Linked DNA regions of Homo sapiens: region 1 is linked to region 2. Evidence: chromatin loops called from intact Hi-C (ENCODE). Cell type or tissue: heart left ventricle. All regions are shown on one strand. Each heading gives the region's core, and the rest is flanking DNA. Links, peaks and the distances in the headings are about the cores only.

The links. Peaks named below come from ENCODE experiments on the same cell type or tissue, not always from the same donor. Only the 100,000 strongest peaks of a DNase experiment are listed, where the experiment ranks them.
Region 1: it touches region 2 in a loop (2.4-fold over the local background); 11 of 110 quality-filtered maps call a loop at or near these places.

The regions. Positions count from the first base shown.
Region 1 is chr10:118,786,693-118,802,542 of GRCh38, forward strand. It overlaps LINC03036 (long intergenic non-protein coding RNA 3036), which reads right to left. Exons shown (of 4, transcript NR_186540.1): 4 at 1-350. Among named protein-coding and RNA genes, the nearest start is that of CACUL1, 40 kb to the left of the region's middle. RefSeq lists an enhancer at 8,577-9,132. In heart left ventricle, for the core only: no CTCF peak of the experiment used is centred there; a DNase peak (open chromatin) is centred at 7,070.
Region 2 is chr10:118,712,271-118,728,120 of GRCh38, forward strand. All of the region lies in intron 3 of CACUL1 (CDK2 associated cullin domain 1), which reads right to left. Among named protein-coding and RNA genes, the nearest start is that of CACUL1, 35 kb to the right of the region's middle. In heart left ventricle, for the core only: a CTCF peak has its summit at 8,948 (motif pointing left); no DNase peak of the experiment used is centred there.

The DNA of each region.
Region 1 (15,850 bases), core at 2,666-10,665, 72 kb after region 2:
AGTTTTCTACAACTGTCATAACAAATTACTACAAATTCAGCCACTTAAAACAATAGAAATTTGTTCTCTTACAGTTCTGGAGGCCAGAAGTCGAAATCCAGGTGTCGGCAGTGTCAGCAGGGCCACGCTCCCTCTGAAGGCCCTAGGAGAGGCTCCTTTCTTGCCTCTTCCAGCTTCTAGTGCCATCAGCATTCCTTGGCTTGGACGGCTTTGCTCTGTCTTCACTTTGCCTTTTCATCCATGTTTCTGTCTTTTCCTCTGTGTGTCCTTTATCAGGACATGTGTCATTGGATTTCAGGCTCACTTGGATAATCAGGATGACCACTTCATCTCAAAATCTTTAATTACATCTGCAAAGACCCCGTTTCCAAATAAGGTCACGTTCGCAGGTTTTTAGGGTCATCATTCAGCCCACTGCACACGTTCTCCCTGCAATGTCAATGGATGAATTGGGGTCCAGAATGAGAGTTGGGGCACCGTGTGGACCAGCCTCTGTCTTTCCCTCCTTCCTGACTCTGCAGGGCTCCTCTGAACACCATGCTTTATCATGGAAGCCTTCCTCCTTGTATTTTACAGTCAACTCACATCTTCCATGAGGAGGAAATGCCTGAGACTTAGAAAAGGGGTCCTATGGTTCCTTCTCCCTGTCTTCCCACAATCATTCCATGCATTTCCTCTCCTCTATGATGCTTCAAAGCACTCTCTGGGCAACCACCAGCCTAGTTTCTGATCTCCAAAAAAGGAGCCACCCTTTTGGTGGGTTTATCATGTCAGCCCAACAGCAGTAAACCTGGCCAGCCCCATGGCAGAGTTCTTGCAAACAGGGAAGGGAAAAGTGGACCCAAGAGACTTTCTCTGGGCCTAGGAATCAGACTATTTTCAAGTCTAATCAGGGGCCGGGTGTGGTGGCTCATGCCTGTAATCCAAGCACTTTGAGAGGCCAAGGTGGGAGGATTGCTTGAGTCTAATAGTTCAAGACCAGCCTGGACAACATGGCAAAACTCCATGTCTACAAAATATACAAAAATTAGCTAGGGATTGTGGTGTGCACCTGCAGTCCCAACTACTTGGTAGGCTGAGGCAGGAGGATTGCTTGAGGAGGCAGAGATTACAGTGAGCCAAGATCACACCACTGCACTCCAGTCTGGGCAACAGAGTGAGACCCAGTCTCAAAAAATAAGAATAATTAAAAATAATAATAATAGGCAGTGCTCCTAGAATCTGAGGATACCCTGGCAGTTGGCAGGGCAGTGGTGCTGGCTTGGGGTGAGAAAACATCAGACAAGAAGACAGAAAAATAGCTGGGTGTGGTGGTAGGGCTAATGTGCCCCAGCCTTGAGGTCACACTTCAAGGAACTAGAGAAACAAGAACAAACCAAACCCAAACCCAGCAGAAGAAAAAAAAATAATCAAGATCAGAGCAGAACTAAATAAAATGGAAACAATCAAACTAACAAAACCTATACAAAAGATAAATGAAACAAAAAGCTGGTTCTTTGAAAAGATAAACAAAATTGATAGATCATTAGCGAGATTCACCAAGAAAAGACAAGAGAAGATCCAAATAAGCTCAATTAAAAATGAAATGGGAGATACTACAACTGATACCACTGGAATACAAAAGGCTACTGTGGACACCTTTATGCACACAAACTAGAAAATCTAGAGATGGATAAATTCCTGGAAATATACAACCCTCCCAGATTAAATCAGTAAGAAATAGAAACTCTAAACAGACCAATAACAAGATTAAGACAGTAAAAAAAAAAAAAAAATTGCCAACAAAATAAAGCCCAGGACCAGACGGATTCACAGGCATTCAAAGAAGAATTGGTACCAATCTTATTGAAACTCTTCCAAAAGACAAAGAGGGAATCCTCCCTAAATCATTCTATGGAGCAAGTATCATCCTAATTCTAAAACCGGAAAAAGACATAACAAAAAAAGAAAACTATAGACCAGCATCCCTGATGAACATAGATGCAAAAATCTTCAACAAAATACTAGCTAACTGAATCCAACAGCATATCAAAAAGATAACACACCCATAATCAAGTGGGTTTCATAGCAGGGATGCAGGGATAGTTTAACATATGCAAGTCAATAAATGTGATACTTCACATAAACAGAATTAAAAACAAAAATTATGTGATTATCTCAATAGATGCAGAAAAGGCATTTGGCAAAATCTAGCTTCCCTTCATGATTAAAACTCTCAGCAAAATTGGCATAGAAGGGATATGCCTCAAGGTAATAAAAGCCATCTATGACAAACCCTCAGCCAACATTATACTGAATGGGGAAAAGTTGAAAGCATTGCCCCTGAAAACCGGAACAAGACAAGAATGCCCACTTTCACCACCTCTATTCAACATAGACTGGAAGTCCTAGCCAGAGCAATCAGACAAGAGAAAGAAATAAAGGGCATCCAAATCGGTAAAGAGGAAGTCAAACCATCGCTGTTTGCCGATGATATGATCATATACCTATAAAACCCTAAAGACTCATCCAAAAAACTCCTAGATCTGATAAATGAATTCAGTAAAGTTTCAAAATCAATTCAGGAAGCAAAATCAATGTACACAAATCAGTAGCATTGCTATACACCAACAGCGACCAAGCTGAGAAATAAATCAAAGACTCAATCCATTTCACAACAGCTGCAAAAAATAAAATAAAATAAAATACTTAGAAATATACTCAACCAAGGAGGTGAAAGACTTCTACAAGGAAAGCTACAAAACACTGCTGAAAGAAATCATAGACAACACAAACAAATGGAAACACATCCCATGCTCATGGATGGGTAGAATCAATATTGTGAAAATGACCATAGTGCCAAAAGCAATCTACAAATTCAGTGCAACTCCCATCAAAATACCACCATAATTCTTCAAACAACTAGAAAAAACAATCCTAAAATTCATATGGAACCAGAAAAGAGCCCACATAGCCAAAGCAAGACACAGCAAAAAGAACAAATCTGGAGGCATCACATTACCTGACTTCAAGCTATCCTATAAGGCCATAGTCACCAAAACAGCATGGTACTGGCATAAAAATAGGCATGTAGACCAATGGAACAGAATAGAGAACCCAGAAATAAAGCCAAATACTTACAGCCAACTGATCTTCAACCAAGCAAACAAAAACATAAAGTGGGGAAAGGACACCCTATTCAACAAATGGTGCTGGGATAATTGGCAAGTCCCATGTAGGAGAATGAAACTGGATCCTCATCTCTCACCTTATACAAAAATCAACTCAAGATGAATCAAAGACCTAAATCTAAAACATGAAATCATAAACATTCTAGAAGATAACTTTGGTAAAACTCTTCCAGACGTTGGCTTAGGCAAAGAGTTCATGACCAAGAACCCGAAAGCAAATGCAACAAAACGAAATAAATAGATGGGGCCTAATTAAGCTAAAAAGCTTCTGCAGAGCAAACCAAATAACCAGAAGAGCAAACAGAAAACCCACAGAATGGGAGGAAATATCCGCAAACTATGCATCTGACGAAGGACTAATATCCAGAATCTACAAGGAACTGAAACAAATCAGCAAGAAAAAACAACGTCATCAAAAAGTGGGCAAAGGACATGGATAGACAGTTCTTCAAAAGAAGATATACAAACGGCGAACAAACATGAAAAAATGTTAAACATCACTAAGTATCAGGGAAATGCAAATTTAAAAACACAATGAGAAACCACCTTACTCTGCAAGAATGGTCATAAATAAAAAATCAAAAAATAATAGATGTTGGCATGGATTTGGTGACAAAAGAACACTTTTACACTGCTGGTGGGAAGGTAAACTTGTACAACCAATATGGAAAACAGAATGGAGATTCCTTAAAGAACTGAAAGTAGATCTACCATTTGATCCAATAATCCCACTACTGGGTATCTACCCAGAGGAAAATAAGTCATTATATGAAAAAGACATTTGCACACACGTTTATAGCAGCACAATTCGCAATTGCAAAAATATGGAACCAGCCTAAATGCCCAGTGACCAATGAGTGGATAAAGAAAATGTGTTATATGTACACCATGGAATACTACTCATGTGAATAGCATTCATAGCAACCTGGATGGAGTTGGAGACCATTATTCTAAGTGAAGTAACTCAGGAATGGAAAACCAAACATCTTATGTTCTCACTTACAAGTGAGAGCTTAGCTATGAGGGCGCAAAGGCCTAAGAATGACATAATGGGGGGCCGGGCGCGGTGGCTCGCACCTGTAATCCCAGCACTTTGGGAGGCCAAGGCGGGCGGATCACGAGGTCAGGAGATCAAGACCGTCCTGGCTAACACGGTGAACCCCGTCTCTACTAAAAATACAAAAAAATTAGCCAGGCGCGGTGGCGGGCGCGTGAACCCAGGAGGCGGAACTTGCTGTGAGCCGAGATCGCGCCACTGCACTCCAGCCTGGGCAGCAGAGCAAGACTCCGTCTCAAAAAAAAAAAAAAAAAAAAAAGAATGACATAATGGACTTTGGGGACTCAGGAAGAAGGGTGGGAGGGGGGTGAGGGACAAAAGACTACACACTGGGTACAGTGTACATTGCTTGTGGGACGGGTGAACCAAAATCTCAGAAATTACCACTAAAGTATTTATCCATGTAAGAGAAAACCACCTGTTTCCCAAAAATGACTGACATTTAAAAAAAGAAAACCCCCCAAATAATAGTAATAATAATGTTTAATTAGGTGTTTGCCCTTTGACCAGAGTTGCTGTATTTAGCAAATAAGAATGCAGGAGGCCCAGTTGAATTTGTTTTGTATAGGGGACAACTGGTATTTTAGTATGAGTATGTCCCATGGAATATTTAAAAATTTACAAATGCAGCCGGGCGCGGTGGCACACGCCTGTAATCCCAGCACTTTGGGAGGCCAAGGCGGGCAGATCACGAGGTCATGAGATCGAGATCATCCTGGCTAACATGGTGAAACCCCGTCTCTACTGAAAATACAAAAAAAAAAAAAAAATTAGCCGGGCGTGGTGGTGGGCGCCTACAGTCCCAGCTACTCCGGAGGCTGAGGTAGGAGAATGGTGAAAACCCGGGAGGCGGAGCTTGCAGTGAGCTGAGATCATGCCACTGCACTCCAGCCTGGGCAACAGAGCGAGACTCCATCTCAAAAAAAAAAAAAAATTACAAATGCAATATTTGGAACATATTTATACTAAAAATTATTCGTTATTCATCTGAAATTCAAGTTTAACTGGGTATCCCGTATTTTATCTGTCAACCCTACCTATGACCTTCCTTTCCTTCCCTCTTCTTTGCTTCCTTCTTTCCTTCCTCTGTTCTTCCTTCAAAAAAGCCTTTGTTGTAAGACTACTATCTGCAGAGTCCTATACTAGAAACAAATAAAGCATAATGTTCTTCAGGGTGTTCACAGCATAGGGGAAGGGAAAAAGCAGCAGCAAATGCCTTTAGCACAGTGCAGTTCCCCCACTCCAATAAATGTACATATAAATAGTTCAGGGACCACAGAGAAAAAAGCAATTAATTCTGTTTGGGGTAGAACCAGGTAAGGTGGAGGAAAAGAGATTGAGAAAAGGTGCAGGGTGCAGGTTCTTGGCCCATTCTTGATGGACAGGTGTAAAGCAATGGAGAGGTATTCAGGCCAAAGGCAAGTTCAGGCAAAGGTATGGCATGAGAAAGACACACTCTGTACGGGGGACATGGAAGACCTGCCATGGTTGGTTTGGTGAGGTGGGATCTGGATGTGTCTGTGGGTAGGGGTGGCTCTGATGTCAGGAGAGGGGATCAGAAACCCCACCTTGCTTGGAGTCAAGTGTGTAGGGCTCTTTATTCTATGCTGAGGAGCTGGAGCTTTCTCTGATGTGTCTTGAGAGACTGAATATACAAATGGACAGTGGCCAGACCTTAGATGACTGTAGACCTCTGATCCACAAACTTAGCAGTCACTTGCCCAGAAGCCAAACCACAGCCTCTGCAGCAATCAGCCAGAAAAGTCAGGCTTTGGGCAACAACTGCCAGCTTCCCTATTTTTTGCCCCTGCTTCCAACCAACTCAGGACCAATCACATAAAATGCCCTGTTTCTAATTAGTCTGCCTCCAGCTTCCCTAGGCCAACAACCTCCAATCAAAGTACATGCGAAGTCTTCCTTTTTCTTCACCATAAAGCTTCCCCATTCCCCTGCCTGCCTTTGAGTTTCTGTTCTAAATAAACAGCCTTGTTTTTTCTCATTTCAGTGGTTTTCATTTATTTCCTCAATATAGACTGTACAGATTGCTTTTGAAGAGGGGGAGAGGGAGCAATGGGAGTAGTTAGCTCTGTAAAACTGATACCCTAATATATAGTGCTAATAGAACAATAGGTAGTGGTGGCATTCAGAGCTAGAAAAATCTGCTTTTGAGACCCTTTGCTATCTATACACACATACCCACACACAATTTTTTAACGTTTAGACACACCTGAACAGCCTCTAATTCTTTTATACTCTAAAGAAAGATTTTAAATCGTTAAAGTACAGTTTTTTTTAAAAAAAAAAAAAAGGATTTTTAAAGTTACCCTTAATTTTATTTTTTATTTTTATTTTTATTTATTTATTTATTTTTTGAGATGGAGTTTCCCTCTTGTTGCCCAGGCTGGAGTGCAATGGCATGATCTCGGCTCACTGCAACCTCCACCTCCCAGGTTCAAGCGATTCTCCTGCCTCAGCCTCCCAATAGCTGGGATTATAGGTGCCCACCACCACGCCCAGCTAAGTTTTTGGACTTTTAGAAGAGACAGGGTTTCACCATGTTGGCCAGGCTGGTCTTGAACTCCTGACCTCAGGTGATCCACCTGCCTCGGTCTCCCAAAGTGCTGGGATTACAGGCATGAGCCACCACACCCAGCCCAATTTTATTTTCAATGTAATATTTTCTTTCTTTCCTCTTGTGTGGTAGATTGCATCATTGACTCCAGTTTGTCACCCTTCCCTGTATTTACACCCTCGGTCATTTGACTCTGGGACTTTCCATGAAGTGGGCATCACATGGCTTTCTGCCCCACCGATGCCATGGTTGGCCACGAGACCTGCTTTGGCCAATGGGATGTTGGCAGACATGATGCAAGAAGAGGCTTGGAACAGACCTACACTCCGGGCCTGGGCTTTTGTACCTCAACCGTCTTGGCGAGAAGAACATGCCCAAACCAGTCTGTGGTTGCAGGAGAAGGATAAGAGTCAGGTGGAGCTGAGCCATGTCCAGCCAGGCCTAGTCTACTTTAGACTACCTCCAGCTGACCCACAGACAGATGAGCTCAATCAATGGCTATTATTGTTTTATGCCGCTGAAATTGTTGTGGCTGTTACGCAGCATTTCTATATAATAGTTGAATATTACACTCCTTGACTTCAGAAGTTGAAGAAATGTTTTGTTATTTTTAACGTGATTGGTTTTTTTGTTTGTTTGTTTTGTTTTTGAGACAGTCTCACTCTGTTGCCCAGGCTGGAGTGCAGTGGTGCAATCTTGGCTCACTGCAACCTCTGCTTCCCAGGTTCAAGAGATTCTCGTGCCTCAGTCTCCCGAGTGGCTGGGACTACAGGCGTGCCACCACGCCCAGCTAATTTTTTGCATTTTTAGTAGAGACAGGGTTTCACCATGTTGCCCAGGTTGGTCTTGAACTCCTGAGCTCAGGCAGTCCACCCACCTCAGCCTCCCAAAGTGTTAGGATTACAGGTGTGAGCCACCATGCCAGGCCTTAATAAGTGATTGTTAATGGCAGCTCTTATTGGTTGTCTACCCAAATCCATTCTTTGCTGCTGGTAGAACCTTGATTTTCTTCAGGATTTTACCCTCTGCCTAGCCTGGACAAGCACCAGGGAAGGTGCCCTCTTCAACTATAGGGAAAAAATCTTAACCAATCCAAGCCAAGTGTAGCTTGCTGGCAATTGGTTGAAGAGAGAGCATATAACACAGTTACAGCCAATGAGATGTGAGGAGTCAGCTGAGGGGCTTTCTGGAAAGGCTTCCCTCCTCTTTGAAAGAGATCCATGAGATGATTCTTCCTTTTATCATTCCAGTAGACTTTTGGAACTGTTGCCGCCATCTTGGGACCATGAGGGGGCCAGCAAGAGGACAAACCAACAGGCTGAAGAAGACAGACTGGGAAGAGCCCAAGTTCAAAATGTCATTGAAAATCCACCCAATTGGCAAGCCTTGGAGCTGCCCTAACTCAGGGCTACTTGGTACCTGTCCTCATGGTTTAGGCCACCTTTCTTTGCAGGTTGTGTTCCTTATAGTTCAATTCTTCCTAGATGATTCAGATACCCCCTCAGAAGAGGAAAATCCAAGTTATAGAGAGTGATGTATAGGTTTTCTTTTCTTTCTCATGTTTCTATCCAAGTGATTCATCCCTGAGTGAGGACCTCTAACAAACTCTTTAAAGATGGGCTTAAAGAATGTTCACTCCAGGCAGCCCCTGCCCGGCCAGCCCCCCCGTCCGGGAGGTGGGGGGCGCCTCTGCCTGGCCACCCCTTCTGGGAAGTGAGGAGCCCCTCTGCCCAGCTGCCACCCCATCTGGGAGGTGTACCCAACAGCTCATTGAGAATGGGCCATGATGACGATGGCGGTTTTGTCGAATAGGAAAGGGGGAAATGTGGGGAAAAGATAGAGAAATCAGATTGTTGCTGTGTTTGTGTAGAAAGAAGTAGACATAGGAGACTCCATTTTGTTCTGTACTAAGAAAAATTCTTCTGCCTTGGGATGCTGTTGATCTATGACCTTACCCCCAACCCGGTGCTCTCTGAAACATGTGCTGTGTCCACTCAGGGTTAAATGGATTAAGGGTGGTGCAAGATGTGCTTTGTTAAACAGATGCTTGAAGGCAGCATGCTCGTTAAGAGTCATCACCACTCCCTAATCTCAAGTACCCAGGGACACAAACACACAGGGTCCTCTGCCTAGGAAAACCAGAGACCTTTGTTCACTTGTTTATCTGCTGACCTTCCCTCCACTATTGTCCTATGACCCTGCCAAATCCCCCTCTGTGAGAAACACCCAAGAATGATCAATAAAAATAAAAAAAAAATTAAAAAAAAAAAAAAAGAATGTTCACTCCAGAACTCCCATTCACAATTGCTACAAAGAGAATGAAATATCTAGGAATACAATTTACAGGGGATGTGAAGGACCTCTTCAAGGAGAACTACAAACCACTGCTCAAGGAAATAAGAGAGGAAACAAACAAATGGAAAAACATTCCATGCTCATGGATAGGAAGAATCAATGTCATGAAAATGGCCATACTGCCCAAAGTAATTTATAGATTCAATGCTATCCCCATCAAGCTACCACTGACTTTCTTCACAGAATTAGAAAAAAAGTACTTTAAATTTCATATAGAACCAAAAAAGAGCCCATATAGCCAAGACAATCCTAAGGAAAAAGAACAAAGGTGGAGGCATCACGCTACCTGACTTCAAACTATACTACAAAGCTACAGTAACCAAAACAGCATGGTACTGGTACCAAAACAGATATATAGACCAATGGAACAGAAGAGAGGCCTCAGAAATAACACCACACATCTACAACCATCTGATCTTTGACAAACCTGACAAAAACAAGCAATGGGGAAAGGATTCCCTATTTAATAAATAGTGTTGGGAAAACTGGCTAGCCATATGCAGAAAACTGAAACTGGACCCCTTCCTTACACCTTATACAAAAATAAATTCAAGATGGATTAAAGACTTAAATGTTAGACCTAACACCATAAAAACCCTAGAAGAAAACTTAGGCAATTACATTCAGGACATAGGCATTGACAAAATCTTCATGACTAACACACCAAAAGCAATGGCAACAAAAGCCAAAATTTACAAATGGGATCCAATTAAACTAAACAGCTTCTGCACAGCAAAAGAAAGTATCATCAGAGTGAACAGGCAAACTACAGAATGGGAGAAAATTTTTGCAATCTACCCATCTGACAAAGGGTTAATATCCAGAATCTATGAAGAACTTAAACAAATTTACAAGAAAAAAAACAAACAACCCCATCAAAAAGTGGGCAAAGGATATAACACACTTCTCAAAAGAAGACATTTATGCGGCCAGCTAACATATGAAAAAAAGCTCATCATCACTGGTCGTTAGAGAAATGCAAATCAAAACCACAATGAGATACCATCTCACGCCCATTAGAATGGCAATCATTAAAAAGTCAGGAAACATCAGATGCTGGAGAGGATATGGAGAAATAGGAATGCTGTTACACTGTTGGTGGGAGTATAAATTAGTTCAACCATTGTGAAAGGCAGTGTGGCAATTCCTCAAGGATCTAGAACCAGAAATGCCATTTGACCCAGCAATCCCATTACTGGGTATGTACCCAAAGGATTATAAGTCATTCTACTATAAAGACATATGTACATGTATGTTTACTGCAGCACTGTTCACAATAGCAAAGACTTGGAACCAACCCAAATGCCCATCAATGATAGACTGGATAAGGAAAATGTGGCACATATACACCATGGAATACTATTCAGCCATAAAAAGGATGAGGTCGTGTCCTTTGCAGGGACATGGATGAAGCTGAAAACCATCACTCCCAGCAAATTAACACATGAACAGAAAACCAAACACTGCATGTTCTCACTCATAAGTGGGAGTTGAACACTGAGAACACATGGACACAGGGAGGGGAACATCACACACTGGGGCCTGTTGGGGAGTGGGGAGCTAGGAGAGGGATAGCTTTAGGAGGAATACTTAATGTAGATGACGGGTTGATGGGTGCAGCAAACCACCATGGCACGTGTATGCCTATCTAACAAACCTACATGTTCTGCACATGTATCCCAGAACTTAAAGTATAATAATAATTAAAAAAAAAAAAAAAGAATGTTCACTCCAATAGATGGCTCTGAGATTTGACTTTGAGGGTTTTACCAGGGCTCTACTATGTTAGGAAATTACTTCTGGCCTCTCTATATGACTCTTTGATCCTTTCCCCAGTGAAATGGGGATCCCCTGAGGACAACTTCAGAACCTGGCAAGTGCAAGAAGAATTTCAACTATACAATTCCTTGGTAACATCCATCCTTCCAAAGAGAGACTTCTAGGCTCTATTGACTTGGAGTTGCTTTAAGTAGCAAGGGTGAAGTTGACCTTTTTTACATATTGGCAGCAAAATTACAAAAATCAAAGTCAATCCGCAAGAATGATCTTTCTCCAGAACAATGAGCATACTTCACTGGTGTGATATATTTCAGTTCAATAGACAGTATCTTCAGAAAACACATTAAAATGTCATTAGATTTCATCTAAACTTGCTGGTAATTTCGGTAACCTGACTATCTCTCCCTCCTCCCACCCTGTGCTCAACAGAAACAAGCTCATACCAAATTAACATTCATTTTGTTAAAACTAAATCTCAGACCACCTTCTGGACTTGCCCAGCTTTCTCCTTCCTCTGGGCCACTCGCTGGTTCTTTTCTCCTCTGGAATGACTCTCTCCCACTTACAACCTGGCAAACTCATCATCTGACAATACAAAGTTCACAGGTCAATTCCTCCTCAAAACCTTGCCTTGGACCCCTGAGGCAACACCACATAGAGGGGAGGTTGAAGTCAGGCTGACCTGAGGGTGGATCGAGCTCTGTACCCAATTAGCTGGGTGACCTTTGCCAAGGAAGCCAGTTTCTCTGAGCCAAGTGTCAGCTTTCTCGCCTGTAAAATATGAATCATGATTACCCCTGCCTTGGGCTTGTGCTGAGGATGAGATGAGCTCATGTAAGAATCCCTGGCACAGAGTTAAGGACTCAATGTGTTTTGGCTGTTGCTACAGGATACCTTCCCAAAGAATCATAAAGCTTTATAGCAATAAGGGACTTCAGAGTAGCTCTTCTCGACCTTCCATGTACAAGCCAATCACCTGGGGACACAGATTCTGAAGTCCTGGTGCAATGCCTGAATTTTTTTTTTTTTTTTTTTTTTTTTTTTTTGCGTTTCTTGCAAGTTTCAGAGTGCTGCAGATTCCCCTTGTCCCAGGAGCACACTTTGAAATGGCAAGACTTTAGGAGACATTGACTTCCTGCTCATTTTACAGAAAATAAGCATGAAGCCCGAGAAGAGCTGCTCCTAGCCCAAAAGGATCCAGAAAGCTGCTGAGAAAGGCAACACAGAACACAATCTGCTGGTGGAGTTTGAGGAGAGATTCACTCTCAAAGCAATTGCTGATCAGAAACAACTTTGTGAGGTTTATCTGTAAATTGTGAATACATTTCCTCCACCCAAGAGCCAGTACTCTGCTTGCTGAACAAGGTAAGCTTTATTCCTGCCTCTGAGATGGGAGGAAGATTGGGTGAGACGGACAATTTCAAGAACAAAGACATTAAGCTAAAATGAGTGGTATTCTATCTGGGGAGAAGCGGAAACACATTACCCAAGGGCCTGTGGCATAAAACATAGCTTAGAAGGAGCAGCTGTGGGTTGGTTGGTTTGTTTTAGACAGAGTTTTGTTCTTGTCGCCCAGGCTGAAGTGCAATGGCGTGATCTCGGCTCACTACAATCTCCACCTCCCGGATTCAAGCGATTCTCCTGCCTCAGCCTCCCGAGTAGCTGGGACTACAGGCATGCGCCACCAAGCCCGACTAATTTTTTTATTTTTAGTAGAGACAAGATTTCACCGTGTTGGCCAGGCTGGCCTTGAACTTCTGACCTAAGGTGATCCACCTGATGTCTCTCTCGCCCAGAGTGCTAGGATTACGGATGTGAGCCACCACACCTGGCCACAGCCGTGGGTTTTTACTCTTCTCAGAATATCCTAAAAAAATCAAAGTTTTCAGGAAATTGGGGGAGAGTGCAGGAACAGTCATCGCTTTTCCAACGTAAGATAATTTCCAGATTTGCAACATTCGGGAAATGAGCACAACTCACTCCTCTTTGAGGCAGCACCCAGCTGATGCAGCTCCATTGTGTGGCCAACTGAAAGGGTCCTGCAGTTTTCCTAAGTGTATCCCAGAGTTATTTCTTCATGAAGAGGACCTAAGCCATTCCATTCCATGGTCCGTGGTGCTGCCCAAAAGCCCATCACATGTACGGCCACTGTGGGTGCTTCCTTTTTCCGACATCTGACCCTTTATCCCATTTGGCTTACTCCAAAAGCTCAGCCCATGCTCCCAGGCATGGATAGGAAGGAACCCACTAAAAAAAAAAATGCACTATTCATTGAAAGTGCTAGAACCCGCCAGTCTCCAAATGCAGTCCTTTTGAAAAGGCATGACTCAGTCCTGAGTAACATCTGATACTTAACAAACGTCCATGAGCCATAACACCTCCTGGTGTCTGAGTGGTTTTCCCATCAACCTCTAAAATAAAAGCAAATCAGTTAGCCAGGTGCTGCATATGCTCAGAAGGCTATAGAAGCTCAGAGGTACAAGCACCTGGAGAAAATATATCAACCCTTCTGCATTATAACAACAATTATTGCAGAAATTCTTGTCATTGTCTATCAAAGTGAAATCAACGAACCCCCACAAGTTTCTGTACTGTTTGCTAGAAGTAAAGAGACAAATGAGACAAACAGCTCTTGCCCTCAGAGAGTTGACAATCTAGTAGAAGAAGGAAGAAGCCATCCAAATAACTAGGAAACAAGGTAAAGAGCAGCTTCTGCTCTAAAAAGGCAGTAGGATTGCTGAAGGAGGGGAATGTGAACCCTGGTCTTGCCCTTCAGGCAGTTTTTCATAGTTAATGATCCTGCATTCTCAAATTGCATAGGTATGTCTCAAATATGAGACAAGCCTTCTAATTTACAAGTAAGTGAACAGAAAAACTGTACACAGGCAGTCCTCTGCTTTTGTAAATATGAAAATATGTATCAAATTAACTGTATAGAGTGCAATTAGAGACTTACACATTATAAGTGGTTGTTCCATCCCAGGCAGCACTGTAGAGTTGGTAAGGCTGTACACTACACAAGGGCATCTGACCAAGGGTTAGACTGAAATCTAGATGTGTATCCTGATGTAGAGTTGTACTTATCCAGAAAAGAAAGGAATTCCTTTTCCCAATTTGCACAAGACACCATTTAGCTCGTAGTGGCCCTGATTCTGAGAGGTCCAAAATAGTTTTAAATTCCAGTTACATATTTATAGCATTTTCTTATATGTTGTTCTTTTCCTTTGCCATTAAGTCTACAGTGGACCCACTTAAGTCCAGTAAGCATTCAATTGAACTCAAAGATTGGCCACTGATCTCCATTTTGGAAGCAAGTGTATTAAGCATAGAAAACTTATATTGCTTATTTTTGAGATTACTCTTTTTTTCTACTTTCCACTTGTTTTTGTAAAACAACATGGACAAAGCACAGTAAAATGTTCAAATAGTTACGCATGTTCTGTTGAACAAAGAGAGCAACTGCCCACAGTGAATGGTTGGCTGGCAGGCAGCACCACCTGGGGGCAGCTCAAATTATTTTTCTCAGTAGTTAGTGTATGACAGTCCACATCTGTTATGTCCTGTAACAGAGCAATTAGGGGTGTCAGTGTTTAAAATGCTTATCTGGGCCAGGTGTGGTGGCTCACGCCTGTAATCCTAGCACTTTGAGAGGCTGAGGCGGGCAGATCACGAGGTCAGGAGTTTGAGACCAGCCTGCCCAACATGGTGAAGCACCATCTCTACTAAAATACAAAAATTAGCCGGGCGTGGTGGCGGGCATCTGTAATCCCAGCTACCTAGGAGGCTGAGGCAGGAGAATAGCTTGAACCCGGGAGGCAGAGATTGCAGTGAACCGAGATCATGCCATTGCACTCTATCCTGGACAACAGAACAAGACTTTGTCTCGGGAAAAAAAAATGCTTATCTGATTATCCCATTGAGGACAGCCTCTAACGCCATACCAAACATTAAGTGGGTAACCTCCTGCTTGATGCTGAGAATTCCTGGCAACTTCTCCCCAGTGCCTTTTTCCCTAATGCTTTATTCTCGGACTGGTCAGAGAGTCTTTGAACTCCCATAAACTCCTGTGTCATTCTTGTACACTTACCACATCTCTCTGCCTCTTTGGCATAGTCTGGGAGCAGCCAGGAATCACCTCTCGGCTCCACCTCCATAGCAACTGCCCTCTCAGAGGATCCACCTCCTCAGAGGGACTAGGAGCTCCTAGGTCAGGAAATGGCAGTGGCTGATGTAGCCTGATCTCCACCAGAAGTGGACGCTCCTCTTTGTTGCTGCCTGGTGAAGCGGGGGACTTATTTACTTTCACTGAAGATCTCCTTTAATTTTTTCTTTCCTCCTTCACTTTTCCTAATTTGGTTTTTCATTCATAGATGCATGCCTTTTTTTTTTTTTGAGACGGAGTCTCACTCTGTTGCCAGGCTGGAGTGTGGTGGCACGATCTCGGCTCACTGCAACCTCTGCCTCCTGGGTGCAAGAGATTCTCCTGTCTCAGCTTCCTGAGTAGCTGGGACTACAGGCGTGCACCACCACGCCCAGCTAATTTTTGTATTTTTAGTACAGACAGGGTTTCACCATGTTGGCCAGGCTGGTCTCGATCTCTTGACCTTGTGATCTGCCCACTTCAGCCTCCCAAAGTGCTGTGATTACAGGCGTGAGCCACCCCCCCCCCAGCCAGATGCATGCCTTTATTCCACATCTACCAAGTGACTCCTCGCATGAGGCCCTGTGCACTGGGCACTGCGCTGATAGGCAGGGCGTGGCGCTGACACCCTATGGCGGGGAAGGTAGACAGCAAACAAAACAAACAAACAGATGTGAATAAGGACAGAATGATGCTGTGAAGGACTTGGCCGAGTGTCCTTTGGAAGAGTGGGGAGGAGGACAGAGGGAGGAAAGGCCTCTCTGAGACCTGAAGGT
Region 2 (15,850 bases), core at 5,243-13,242:
ACAGCTGCCAAGGGCAAGTCAGTACGTGGTGGTGCCTGGAAGCTTGAAACTCCAAGAACCAAAGGGCCCCAAAGGGCCCCAAAGAGGGAGTCACAGCCCTGGCTCAGGGAGCTCCCAGGCTGGGGCTTCCCGAAGGGCCACAGCTCTTCTTTCCTTCTCTTCACCCGCAATGTGGCAAGCAAGTGGCATGTCTCAGCCCTGTTTGTGTTACAACTCTTTTAGCCTTGCCATTCAGTGGGTCCTGAGTTCTTGTCCTGTGACCAGAAGAAAAGGTACGCAGACAAGTGGAGGAGCAAGACAAAGAGGAGCTTCACTGAGCAACAGAACAGCTCAGAGGAAAGCTGCAGGGAGTAGCTCCTTTCCACAGCCAGGGTGTCCGGACAAGTGTTCAGCTCCTAGCAGAAAGGGTAGCTCCTCTCTGCAGCTGGTCGTCCCACTGTGTGCACAGCTCTCAGCAGAAAACAGGCCCTAAAGTGAGTGGCTCCTCTCTGCAGCTGGTCATCTCAACAACTGTTCAACTCTGGGTAAGCCCAGGGCTTTTATGGGCCCAGAGGGGAGGAAGTACGTGCCCACTGGTCCATGGCCAGCCACAGGCAAGCTGGAAAAGGCACCACAAGTTCCCACTCCAGTCTGTAGGACTGGCAGCCTGGCTCCCAGCCTTCAGGCCCTCCTTAGCTTGAAGGTGGAGGCCTCACTGGGGACCTGCCCTCTTCCACCCAGGAACCTGTCTGCCTCCTGCTGCCATTCATGGCGCCCAGGCTGTAGGTGCCAAGGGGCGCCTGCAGGCCAGCGCCAAGCTGCCCTCAGCACCCCTTGGCTTCCTTTCTGTGCTTGTCAGTGCCCAAAGTCCGGAGGGGGCCGAGGCAGCAGAGGGCTAGTGTGTTAGCACTGCCCTCAGCGTGTGCACAGCTGGCCAGGCTGCGACAGCACCTGGGCTCGCCCCCAACTTTGCTCCAAGATCAGAGTCAGTGCCGACAACTTGGAGAAGCCAGGCAGTAGTAACAGACACTTCTGAGCCTTCGAGGGCAGGGGGTCCTTCCTGGGCCCCCAAGAATGCAGGGATGCCTGAGTCCACAGCTGTGGATTGGGTGGCTGCAGCAGCACCCAGTGTGCTCCCACCCCAACTCAGAAGAGGCTCTTGCCGGCTCCATGGAGCATGCAGCCCCACCTGTTGACGCCTCCCTGCTACAGCAGCGTGATGGCAGTGGCCACTCCAGATGGGCCGCCACTGCCATCACCATTACTCCAAACTTGCTCCAATTTTTCTTAACAGATCTGGATTCCCTGAATTTTGTAATATAACTGTGTGAGAATATTTTTTAAATAATGAGTAATGTATTCATCTGGTTTAAAATTCAAATGAGTTCAAATGGGTTTAGAGTAAGTTTTCCTTTCATTCCTTCCTCCCTGAACCAACCAATACTTTTTATATCCTTCCAGAAGAACTTTATGCCTATACTAGAAAATAAATGTCCCATTTATAGTTCTTTATACACAAATGCTAAGGTATAATCACACATACCTGCAACTTTCCCTAACAATGTATATCTTGTAGTCAGTTTTATTCCAGTGGTTCTCGCTAACTTTTGGTCTCTGGAAACCTTTACATTTCTAACAACAACTCAAGATTCCAAAAAGCTTTTTGTTTATATGCAGGTTGTATCTGTAAGTATTTACCATAATAAAAATTAAAACTAAGTTCTAAAAATACTTATTAATTCATTCTAAAATGACAATAACAAACTCATCACCATCTTATTTTTATAAAAAATAACTATTTACCAAAACAAAATTTAGTAAGAGGAGTGTCACTGTTTTTACATTTTTGCAAGTCTCTTTAGAGCCTAGCTTAATAGAAGACAGCTGGATTCTCATATCTGCTTCTGCAATGAAATCAGTTGTGATGTGTTATTTTCTGAAACGATCAATGAATGTTTTGTACTCTATTCCATTAAAAACCACGGGTCTATCTTCTACTTTAAATGGATCTTTTCTGTATACATTTTATTACATCACACATTGGTCATTTGGAAAATACTGATTCTCTGAGTTATGTAGATCTTCCCAATGTTGATTTCATTAGACGGTATCAAAAAAATACATCTCTGATGAGACAGTATTAACACCTATCTCATCAGAAATCTTTTTAAGTATTGGGAAGCTATCAAGGTCACAGTGGTAGATATAAATTTTCCAAAATTTTAATTTTCACTTCAAAGCACAAGTTTCATTATTGGCAACAAATACTGTCAGTCATTTTCCTGGAAGTGACAATCTTAGTTCACTAATTTCTGAGAAAATGTCTGTCAAATACCAAAGTCTAACCGTAGTTTGTCAGTCTTTTTTTCAAGTGAAAATACCGTTCTATGCAGAAAAGCAGGGTTAGTTCAAAATTCATACAATCACATAAGCACCTTTTCTCAAAACCACCACTGTACTCTGGTATGCGGTGTCCCATTTCTTTACATAAAATATTTTTTAAAGTATAAAGTCACAATTTAATAAAATTAATAATTTTCTCTGTTTCATCTGGGACATTCTTAATGAAAATGGCTTCCTCACCCCGCAAGCATGTGGAAATGAAAATTCATGCTAAGGCACCAGCGTCTATCCATCATTACTTACAGACCCCCCTGAAAGGCTTTTGGGGACCCTCCGAAGTCCTCAAAACACACACACTTTAGGAATATCTATTTCTGTAAGATGCTTGAATGTACTATTTATTTAATCAGAGGTCATATTGATAGCTTCGTGCTAATCCTTTGTTACCAGATTGTTGCACTGAGTAACTTCATATAGATGTTATAGACAATAATTTCAAAACAACCTTTAAATTAAAAAAGGTAGAACTAGATAATAGTCTTATGCATAATTATATTAAAAATAATTTCAGTTGTCCAGTTTAAATAGTGAAATCTGCGAAATACCACTAAAAATATATATATACACATACATGGTCCTAGTGTGAGAAATGCCTTACAGCAAGAAAGGAAAAGACAGATTTGATATACATACCACACCTTCACAGAAGGGAAGGGGAAAGAAAGCTTGTCATCTTTAACTTTCAAAGCTAAACAAGGAAGGTTGATTGGTCAGTCACCCGAATTTGATGTATATTAATAATTTTAGAAGAGGATTATTTGTTTAAATAATTTTACTAGTCAAGAGACTTAAATATACTATCATGTGGGTCAGTACTGCCCAAAGGAACTTTCTGTGGTGATGGGAATGTTCTAAATCTGCACTGTCCACTATGGTAACCACTGGCCACGTTTGGCTATTGAGCCTTGGAATATGATTAATTAAACTAAGGAACCAAATATTTACTTCATTTTAATTGTAATAGTTACACATAACTAACTGGACAATGCAGATGTAAAATACAAACGAGTTCTACAATTTCATATTTATATCCCTCCTCCTCTACCTACCCCCATCCTCGTCCCCAGCCAACCGAAATGAAACATGAAAAAAATTAAGAATATGTGCTTTTATCTTCACAAAAGCATTCTGGTTGTCTTCAAATAAGTAAGTGACTTTTGCATGCTAGAATGAAGTAGACAAGAAGGGATGGAAGAGAAGGACCTACTAAACATGACAAAACATGTATCTTTGTAAAAGTAATGTACGTTCATTGAAATTTTTAAAAATTTAAAATGCAACTATGGAAAAATAACCACTACCGGCTGGGCGCGGTGGCTCACACCTGTAATCCCAGCACTTTGGGAGGCCAAGGCAGGCGGATCACGAGGTCAGGAGGTCGAGACCATCCTAACACGGTGAAACCCCGTCTCTACTAAAAATACTAAAAATTAGCCGGGCGTGGTGGCACGCGCCTGTAGTCCCAGCTACTCCGGAGGCTGAGGCAGGAGAATGGCATGAACCTGGGAGGTGGAGCTTGCAGTAAGCCAAGATTGCGCCACTGCACTCCAGCCTGGGCGACAGAGCAAGACTCCGTCTCAAAAAAAAAAAGAAAAAGAAAAAGAAAAAAATAACCACTACCAACATTCGTAGAAAATTATTACCATTTTGGTATTTTTTTTTTTTTTCCTGTGTGCATGTGTCTGTTTCTAAACAAATATGGCTTATTTTGTAACCTGATTTTATCGCCCAACTATAGATCGTCACCATCTCTCCCAGGTCAAATTTCTTTCTATAACCTAATTTTAACAACTGTTTGGACACATCATTGCCTATTTCATCAGTCCCTTGTCACTGGATACTTAGGCTATGCTTTGCTGTTTATGTTATCCAGGTCTGCACGGATACTTCTAATTCAGACTAGCATTCCAGCTGTGCAAATGTGTTGAGTGGCATCAGCAACAACACAACCTCTTTTTTTTTTTTTTTGAGACAGAGTCTCACTCTGTCACCCAGGCTGGAGTGCAGTGGCGCGATCTCGGCTCACTGCAAGCTCCACTTCCCAGGTTCACGCCATTCTCCTGCCTCAGCCTCCTGAGTAACTGGGACTACAGGCACCCGCCACCACGCCTGCCTAATTTTTTGTATTTTTACTAGAGACACGGTTTCACCGTGTTAGCCAGGGTGGTCTCGATCTCCTGACTTCATGATCCACCCGCCTCGGCCTCCCAAAGTGCTGGGATTACAGACGTGAGCCAACGAGCCCAGCGCACTATCTTATTCTTAAACATAAGCTACACTGCACTCCCTGCTTAAGAGAGACTAGGTTCAGGAACAATGGTACATTTCCATACGCCAGTGGACCTCAAAGAATGCTTCTCTCCGAATCACCTGAAGGGACTGGTAATGACGCAGATTCCTTTGCCACACTCCAAAGTCTTGATTCAGAAACTTTCCAGAGGTGTGTATTTTTAGTGAGAACTTCAGGGAAGTCTGTAAACAGCTGGCCCACCTGTTAAGCATTTAGGAACCCTACACCTTAAGCCTCTTCCAAGAAATGAGAGGAGCTCTACAGGAAGGAAGTCTGCAGGATTCAAGAGAAAACTGAGCAGTAATCACCCATGTAACACAGGCATTTACTGCAGGACAATTTAGCTGCAAACTGCACTGAAATCAGTAAAAATATGATGCACTAACATTTTAACATTAACATAGGTGAATTTTTCCTCTTAAAAGTTAATGGCTTCTTGACTAGTATCAAATTCAGGGAGTATAAAGTTATCAAAATATAACTCAAGTTCCCCCTCAGCTTAGAATGCAGAAAGCTGTGAAAGAACATCACTCCCACTCTTATGGTAAGAAAAAGCTGGTTAACCAAAATAATCATAATTTTTCGAGCTCATCAGACACCTAAGGTTTCTTTAACTTACATCTGCAATGTTCAACTAGGTGAGAAGAATTTCAGAGTGACAAGCTCCTCTAAAAAAAAATAAAGGACACATGGACTATTTCTCTGTTGGTGATGGTAGTCATAAAAGCAGATAAGCAAACAACAGAAATTGTAATGAATCATTAAAGGCCAAGTGTGAACTAACAGTGTAGAATCCCTGGGAGGCTTCAACACAAGGGCAGTCAGCACCAGCACCTCCTCTCCAACTCTTTTCCATGGGTTTCCACTGGGTCATCAAGAGAAGGACTGGGGGCAGTGAAAGAAATCTGAGAGGCCATCCTCCATAGCAAGATGTGCCGGGCTTAGTAAGACCTGAGGATGAAGCAGGAATACCTAAAGAAGCCGATGAACACATCATGGGGTCCTCCATGACAAAAAAAGGTGGTGATTAACTGCCAATGGAAGACATGAACAAAAACTGCCTGTGCCCTAGAACCTACCCAGATTCAAAGCAAAAGCCATTTGCTGAAAGGAAGGGGTAAGAAACCCTGCAACCTGGTGACCCTTCTTTGACCTTAGGCAAAAACTGTCTACCACTGGAAGACAGGCAGGTGATCCTCCAGCCCTCCTGACAAGCAAAGGTCAGCAACCATTTTCAGGATGGTAGAAAATCCACTCATGCCCAGGTTTCCACACTGTTATGAAGCAAAAATATACTGCTGCTGATGGAAGCACAGGAAACTTGCTTACTCCCAAGGTTCCCCAAAGATACAAGGTAAAATTTGGTTGCCACAGGGTGTGTGGGGGGCAGGACAGGGAAGGGGAGAGTCGGGGAGGGAACTCACCTGCACACCAAACCAGAGATCAACAAACTAGAGGCTGTGGGCCAAATCTTGTCTACACCCTGTTTTGATTAAGTACAGTTGTTTTGAAACACAGCAATGCCCATTGTTTATGTAATCTGTGTGGCTGCTTTCACCTGCACCAGCAGAGTTAAGCACAGGAGCTAGACAAACACCTCACGGCCCGTGAAGATATTTACTTTTATTTTATTTATTATTCTTATTTCTTTGAGAGGGAGTCTCGCTCTGTTGCCCAGGCTGGAGTGCAGTGGCGCAATCTCGGCTCACTGCAAGCTCCACCTCCCGGGTTCACGACTTTCTCCTGCCTCAGCCCCAAGTACCTGGGCCTATAGGCGCCCGCCACCACGCCCGGCTAATTTTTTGTATTTTTAGTAGAGACGGGTTTTCACCGTGTTAGCCAGGATGGTCTCGACCTCCTGACTTCGTGATCCACCTGCCTCGGCCTCCCAAAGTGCTGGGATTACAGGCGTGAGCCACCGCGCCCGGCCAAGGCATGCCCATTTCTAAGCAGAAACTGTTCTTTTTAAGCTAAACTGTTCTTTTTATATACAATGTCCAACATTCAATAAAAAACTAAGACCAAAAAAACAAAAACACAGCCCACTGTCAAGAATTATGTCAACAATTAAACATTCAACATGCACAGAGATGTCCCACATGAAGTAGCTATCACAGACACTTTAAATAACTATGATTAATATATGCAATGACCTAGTAGAAAAGGCAGATAACATGCACAAAAAGATGGGAGAATTTCAGCAGAAAAATGGAAACTATTTTTAAAAGAGTCAAATGGAAATGTTAAAAATTCTCAAATAGTTTATTCCAAGTCCTTTAACATTTATTCCTATAATAAGTACAACGTTGGCATTTTTGTATCCCATACAAATGCACCTGGATGCCATCTCAAGGATCCTTAATACTATTTTCTCAATCAAATTGGTCATTTCTTTTTCTAAAAATCTGCCTTTAGATGACTGACTATAGCAAAAACTACTAATGGGTAATAAGCTTTCAGTCTAGCTTATTCCATGATGTTCCAGAGCAATACCATACTGCCATGGACAGATGTGTCATGGCCCTAGAAGCAACACCCATTACACACTGGAAGCTGACAAAGACGCTTCATAAAAATGGAATTTCTTGGCCGGATGCGGTGGCTCACACCTGTAATCCCAGCACTTTGGGAAGCCAAGGCGGGCAGATTACCTGAGGTCAGGAGTTCAAGACCAGCCTGACCAACGTGGAGAAATCCCGTCTCTACTAAAAATATAAAATTAGCCGGGTGTGGTGGCACATGCCTGTAATCCCAGCTACTCAGGGGGCCAAGGCAGGAGAATCGCTTGAATCCTGGAGGCGGAGGTTGCGGTGAGCCGAGATGGCACCATTGCACTCCAGCCTGGGCAACAAGAGCTAAATTCCGTCTCAAAAAAAAAAAAAGGAATTTCTTTCCAAATAGACAAACATATCTGACATTCCATTCTCATTCTTGCTATGCAGATATTATTTCCATATTAGAATAATATCCAAAAAATAGTGATATAGAAGGTAACTGATCTTCAGGAGCTATTTAAGAGCTATAATATACATATTAGACACTTCTCATATAAACTGTAAGCATGGTTTTCAATTGAAAACTACAATAAAGTCAATTGAGTCTTAGATAGAAGATATTTCTCTTTTCACTTAGATCTTTTACTTCTTAAGCTATTATTATATGAAATTTTTTTCTTGATTTATTTCTAAAATAAGACTTCCTTAATTTTCCAAATACTATTTGGACTTAATAAACTGAATTAAACCTGGCTTCTGTGTTCCTGGGTTCATTTAGCTTATCTACATGAAATAATCTGTAATCTAATACTAGCTTTTAAAGTAACTGGCTAGGTGCTATAAAAGGTTCAAGGATTACTAAATGGAGAAATATCCAAAGAAGCCAGATACCCTAGGCTGACTTCTCACTTCCCCACATACTTTATCTCTATGTAACACTTAGCAAACAGTAACTTACTTACACTACTTACACCTATTTGCTATTATTTTGGAAAGGAAACCTTTTTCCTTTTCTTTTCTAACTTAAATTACACAGTTTGGTCTCAAAGAAAGTATATCTTAAAAAGAATACAATTCATAATTGTACTCTGTACACCATGCAAATGTACTCTGTACAAATGCAAACAGCTATTATTTATGTGATTTTACTCTCCTGCTCATTTTCCAAGTTCTGGATGATGTTTTACCTGGAACAAACACATGCCTCTGGTAATGTCAGTGGTAAAGCCAGCATATGTTTTTGTAATCAACTTATACCAAGTACTTTTTACTGGATCTCTATTTTTGGGCCTGGTATTATGTTAAGTCCTATGAAGGCACATGAAAATACAAACAAAATCCTTTCTTTCAAAGGAAGATAGTAAACTTATTAGAATCATGGTCTGAATGAGAGCCTATTGAATGATCGAGGGTTAGGGTGTCTCCCTGGCAAATTCCTGGGTTTGCCATGACAACTGCTTTAAGTTCTAGTAGAGAGGAAAAAAATAGATCTCCACATAACTTAGAAACATTTTCAGTAGAACACACATGTAAAGGGCTATTTACCAGTTGCAATATTTATTTTATTTGAAACCTATGAAGAAAGGATATCAAGCAATTTTCTTATTATCTAAAATCTTATTCACTTTAGCAAGAAATAAACAGAGTATTTGGAGGAAAGTTTTCTTAGAATACACTTTGTAGTACAAGAGATTTAGAAATTAAAACCTTTAAAACACATAAAAAATTTCAAATGACCGTACACAAGATAACCAGTTGAGTTATGCTGCCACCCACTGGACAAAAAATAAATAGCAACGCAATCCTTGCTCTGATTTTAACTACCAAGGGACTAGCTCAGTTTATTGGCAATCTGGCAGTAAAGATTTTATATGCAAATTGGAGTTTATAAATAGTGAATCAAAGTTAAGTACTGTTGGCTGATTATGGTTTAGTTTCTATTAATTTCCATTATTAATTTGACAGTCAACTTACTTATTTTGCTTAAAACCAAGATACAGTTAGACATCAACATCACTCTAATTTTATTAAAATGGTTTAAATGTAATCAGTTAACTTCCTTTTAATTAAAAGTGAAATACTTAAAACTACTGTAAATTCAGCCTTATTTGAGATAAAAATTGCAACATTTCCCAGCACCTTTGTCTCTGTGGTCTCTCCTCAACAGGACCCTGAATGCAGGTTAGTAATATCGGCGCTAATCTTCCCACTTGAATGTTACTGTCCTGACCTAGGAACCAAATCTCTGTGTCAACACTGTTTACTGGGGCTAACGTACAGTGTGAGTTCCAAAGCACTGACAAAAGAACTGTTAATGGGTCACTGACTATAAAACTACTACATCAAAATGTCAGAATATTTTTATTTGGTGAAAATATACTCTCTTTTAGATAACACATTAGCATATACAATAAATGTATCAACATTACTTGGGGAGAAAATGCCTCACAATTGTTTCAATGGATTCTGGATTCAGAAATACACATAGAAAAAATGAAATGAGGAAGTGTCATTTAAGACAGTTTTAAAAGATTTTATATCCATCTATCCATGATAGTAGTCCCCCACCTTATCCAGTTTCCCTTTCTGAGATTTAAGTTACCACAGTCTGAAAATATTAAACAGAAAACTCCAGAAACAAACTTTTTTTTTTTTTTTTTCTTGAGACGGAGTTTCGCTCTTGTCACCCAGGCTAGAGTGCAATGGTGCGATCTCGGCTCACTGCAACCTCCGCCTCCCAGGTTCAAGTGATTCTCCTGCCTCAGCCTCCTAAGTAGCTGGGACTACAGGCATGTGCCACCATGCCCGGCTAATTTTGTATTTTTTTTTTAGTAGAGATGGGGTTTCTCCATGTTGGTCAGGCTGGTCTCGATCTCCCGACCTCAGGTGATCTTGCCCGCCTCAGCCTCCCAAAGTGCTGGGATTACAGGTGTGAGCCACCGCACCCAGCCACAATTCTTAAATTTTAAACTGCATGCCTTTCTGAGTAACGTGACGAAACCATAACACCATCCAGCTCCATCCTGCCTGAGATATCTGTCAGCACTTTGTCCAGCACTTTGTCCAGCATATGCACACTGTTGACACTATCCATCTGTCAGACACTTAGCCATCTCGGTTATCAGTTCAACTGTCACGATTATCATAGCAAATGTTCAAACAACCCTTACTTTACTTAATAATGGCTCCAAAGAGCAAGAGAGATGATGTTGGCAATTCAGATATGCCAAAGAGAAGCTGTAAATGATTCCTTTAAATGAAAAGGTGAAAGTTCTCAACTTAGTAATAGGAGGAAGAAATCTACTCCAAAGGTGGGGCTTGGACATCAGGACCAAACGGAGGACTAGCTAAAAACAGGTCAGGGCAGAAGCACCTCCCCATAAGACATGCCCACCAGTGTGCCATGTCAGTTGACCATTGCCATGGCAACACCCAGAAGTTACTGCCCCTTTCCATGGCAACAACCCAACAACCCAGAAGTTACCACCCTCTCCCTCGTTCTAGAAATTTCTGCATACTGCCCTTAATTTGCATATAATTAAAAGTAGGTATGAGTGCAGAACTGCCTCTGAGCTGCTACTCTAGACACAGTGCCCATGGGGTAGCCCTGATCCACAAGGAACAGTACCAATCTGAAATTGTCTTCCTTTTTTTAATGTAGTGCTTAGTCTTTAACATTTCACATAATAATAGACATGCTGAAGTTATCCTATTTTCTATTTATCTCATCTGTTCTCTGTACTTTTAAAAAATCCTTTCTTGATTTCTTTATTTTAAAATTATTCCATTTTTTCCCCTCTATGTCTTGTTAACTATGTTTTTTTACTACAGACTGTATCCTTGTCACATTATAGTTGAAAATAAAGTAGTGCTTTACCATTTCCTGGACAATGCAAGGCTTCAGAACATTTCAAACCTTCACTCCTCCCTTCAAACTTACACATTATTGTCACGAGTTTTGATTATATATATATATTCTTATATCCTAGAAGACATTATCATTATTATTGATCCACACTTGCATATTTTCCCTTCTTCATTCCTACATATCTTCAAGTTTTCATCTGGAAACATTTTCTTTCTATCTGAAAAACACTTTTATTTGTGTAAGAAACTACTGGTGATGAATTCTCCCAATTCTTGCCTAAAAATGTACTTCACAATTTTGCCTGGTTTGATGCCTCATTTCCTACTATGACTAGTTATTTCTGATTAAGTGCCAGATACTGCTTATGAAAAACTATGGAAACAATCTGATGCCTAGGATAATGGTATCTCTCCAGAATTTACTTTTGTTACTAGTAAGCTTAATCGAGGCTCTAGCAAATCAAGACCACCATTTTTTTTTCTTTTTGGGAGACGGAATCTCGCTCTGTCGCTCAGGCTGGAGTACAGTGGCACCACTGCAACTTCCGCCTCCCGGGTTCAAGCAATTCTCTGTCTCAGCCTCCTGAGCAGCTGAGATTATAGGCGCCCACCACCACACCCAGGTAATTTTTTTGTATTTGTAGTAGAGACAGGGTTTCACCATCTTGGCCAGGCTGGTCTTTAACTCCTGACCTTGTGATCTGCCCTCCTTGTCCTCCCAAAGTGCTGGGATTACAGGCATGAGCCACCACACCTGGCCGAATCAAGACCATCTTAATCCAATCAGGAATCAGGCTTTAGCAAATGAGAAGGCTAGTCTTTATTTTTTTATTCTTGCTAGTCCTGGGATGTGGTACTTCAGATTTAATGAGCCTTATACTCCAATTTATTACCCAACCCCCACAAGTGTTGTCAAAGCTCTATTAAATTTCTCAGCTCATTAGCCTCCTTTTCCAGAATAAATAGGTGACCCCAGTAGATAAATGGCTCAAATGTTAGGTTCCTCTATCTGAGTTTCCTTCTTCTCTTAGATCCTGGCCCTATAATTCACTTTGTTAGTCCTGTGGTCTGATTTTTGTAATTGCTCTCAGCAGGGGGGGTGGTCCACACTATCTAGTCTTATCAATTATATGTCCACTACCAGACCCAGTAGAGTCATAGTTAAATAGGATACGTTAGGGTTCCCACTAGGAACCCCTGCAACCAATAAAACCACTCAAGTTTTTTTTACACGGACCAAAAAATCAGCTGTGATTAATTAAGGAAAGCAATAAATAGTATTTTAGATTTTTGAACAAGAAAGTATGTCTATCAAATTAGGGTTTTTAGGTTGTTCAGCCAAAAGAAGAGACTGCAGGAAGACAAACCAATTAAAAGAATATTCCACTAGTGCAGGCATGAGCCAATGATGACGTGGAAGAGGAAGACAACAATGGGAATCAAAGAGGACAGAGCAAGATATATTATAGTATTCCATCCACCTTAACTAGCACCCAGAAATAGGAGAGAAAAAGCTAAGAGGAATATGAAATACCAAGCCTCAGAAAGAAACTAATTTGAATGAAGAGAAATTTAGATTTAGACCTCAGTATGAGGTATCTATAAGATGAAATTCAAATCCAACAGGCAAGTGTAGGTCCTAATGTTAGGGTCCTGGTCTCTCACAAAAAATATGGTAATTTCTAAATGTTTCCATAGAATTTTCCAAAACTATTCAGAATATTATTTACTGAATTGGTAAACCAATTTACTCTCTATAGTCATCTATTTCCATTCACTGGTATAGGAAAATACCAGAATTGGAAATGTACATTTTGAGGCTCTGGAGATACAGAAAAATAAAAATAAATAGAACTTCGTTATTACTTTTAAAGAAAGAACAGCCGGGAGTGGTGTCCCATGTCTGTAATACCAGCACTTTGGGAGGCCAAGGCAGGAAGATCACTTGAGTCCAGAAGTTCAACACCAGCCTGGGCAACATGGTAAAACCCCACCTCTACAAGAAATACAAAAATTAGCTAGGCATGGTGGTGCACACCTGTAGTCCCAGCTACTTGGGGTGCTGAGGCCGGAGGATCATTTGAGCCCAGGAGGTCAAGGCTGCAGTGAGCCAGCATCACACCACTGCACTCTAGTCTAGGTAACAGACTGAGACACTGTCTCATAAATAAATAAGAAGAGCGGAGTTAATAAGGACGAGAAAAGAGCCTGGTTTAAAAAAATTAAGGCAAAAGATACTGTTCACAATTTTGAACAATCCAGCAGTAAGTTAAAATGTATAGATACACATGCAGTGAAATATAATAGTAAGGAGAACACTAAGGGGACTTAGCTATTTGTTTTATTAGTTTAACAACACAACAAAAAAAACTTTAAAGTGCCTGAAGTAAAGTAATTTTTTCCAAAATGAAAGAAATGTGTTTAAAAACAAAAAAGAGGCAGCAAGTTAGATTATGCTGTCATGTAAAAAATATTTACATTCAACAAATTATTCTAAAATCTCTAAAAACCATGTTCTCTAGTTTTTACGTCAACACCAAAAATAACTGGAGAATATGGGAACATTATTTTATATACTCTTCAATCTCCCCAACAGGATATGCCTTGGGATAAAAATAAATAAGTCCCTCTGACATATAAACTATACAAACCCACAGCTATTTTAAGATGCCCTTGACTGAGGCTGACGCCCTGTAGGTCCAAATCATTGATTTATCAACTCCAGCACTAAATTTCTGATTATCTGCCAAATGCAACTCCTCCCACGCTCTTATTTTGGCTCATAACAACAATATTTCATTATGAAAACCAGAGCTGCAAACAAAATGCTCCATCCAAATAAAATGTTTCTGGCTCATAAAGCCTGGCACCGTCTCTTGATCTGTCCCCATGAAAACTGCCTTAAGGTCTCTATAAAATAAAGATTACATCAGGCCACACACATCACACTGAACAAATAAATAAAATGCTTACAAATCTAGAGAGCACAGGAGTAGTGGTCATCTGAAGCTAATTATGCTACTCTTTCCATTAGTACAGGTCACATTTAGTTACTCAGCATTCAGCCAGAACACATCTGCTGAGTTGTAATTGTGGCAGACACTAAGGATAAAAAGACAAACACGATAGAGTCCCTCCCCCTCAAGGAAGGGCCTGTGAAGTAGTCAGACAGGGAAGCAGAAACAATAACACAATCACTGCCCTAATAGACTTCTTATTGCTGAGATGCTATGGATCCACAGAAGAAATGCCAATAGTCTGTTCGGTTTTGAGAGGAGTGCAGGAGTTCCAGGAAGGCTTTACACAGATGGACACAAATGAGCTTAAGCCTAAGAAAAGAATGAAGAAGCATTTGCCAGGCAGGAAGCAGAAGAAAAAATACCTTACACCTTAGTGTAAAGAACTACAGATATTTTAGTAAATCTACTTCCTTTTGATGTCGAGAAAATACCTTACACCTTAGTGTGAAGCAACGAGATAGTCTAGTAAATCTACTTCATTTTAATGTCAAGAAAATTTATAAGATGATATATATTAGCACGTTTAATAAAGAGGCAAACACACAAATGCTGAGTGACAGAGCTGGAAACAGAGCCCTGGATCCCCATGTTTTAAACCACTCCCCGCTGCTATTTAATAATGGTTACAATCGTTATAATCTTATAAAAGGAATCATTTTGAAGCTAGACTTTTCATAAGACCATATTGCTGAACTCTAAGTGGGACATGTATTGATTCTAAAAACAAACTAAATTCCCTGGTTTTATATCATATATCACCCTTTTAAAAAATACTAACATCACGCTGGGCACAGTGGTTCACACCTGTAATCCTAGTACTTTGGGAGGCCGAGGCTGGCAGATCGCTTGAGTCCAGGAGTTTGAGACCAGCATGAGCAACACGGCAAAACCCCATCTCTAAAGCAAAAAACATAAAAAATTTGCCAGGCATGGTGGCATGCACCTGTAGTGCCAGCAACTGGGGAGGCTGGGGTGGGAGGATCGCCTGAGCCCAGGGAGGTCAAAGCTGCAGTAAGCCATGATTGTACCACTGCACTCCAGCCTGGGAGACAGAGCGAGACCCCCATCTCAAAAAAATTAAAAAAAAAAAAAACACTAACATCAGAAGAAATATCACTCTGATTTATGTTTTAATCATTAATAAGAATCATTACTATATTAATATAAAACTAAAAATTATTTGGTTTCATAATAGGCTGTATTAGTAGGGTGAGGGAAAACAGACACTGTGATATATACAGAACTGATGGGAATGCAACTTGATACAACTTCTGTGAACCACAATTTAGACTTAGTAAACGACATTACTTACAAGACTGACTATTCACTTCAGCACTGTTAGTAATGGCCAAAGACTGGAAGTAACCTAAATATTCATCAATCAAAAACTGGTTAAATTAAGGTGTATCAATGAAGTAAGGCAGTTGAGATAAGCATTTCAGTAAAACAGTCGAGAAATGATGATGAACCTGACTAGGGTACTGGCAAATGAACAGAAGTGTGTGACAGAGTCCACAGCGAGACCCGAAGTCCATAAACTGGATTCAGGTAGAAATTCAGGTAGATGGTGGAGTGAAGAATTAGAAAGCAAATCACTCAAAAGCTATAAAGCATAGATCTAGGGTTTCATCAACAATTTATACACAATGCCTAAGCACTAAACATATGTGTTAAATGAATAAAGATTTTATAGTTAGCGGCAAAAAGATGAAGAAAGAAATTTATACTAACAACAAGAAAAGTATATATCTGACTATGACAAAACACAGCTCTATCATTTGAAACAGAAAACAAAA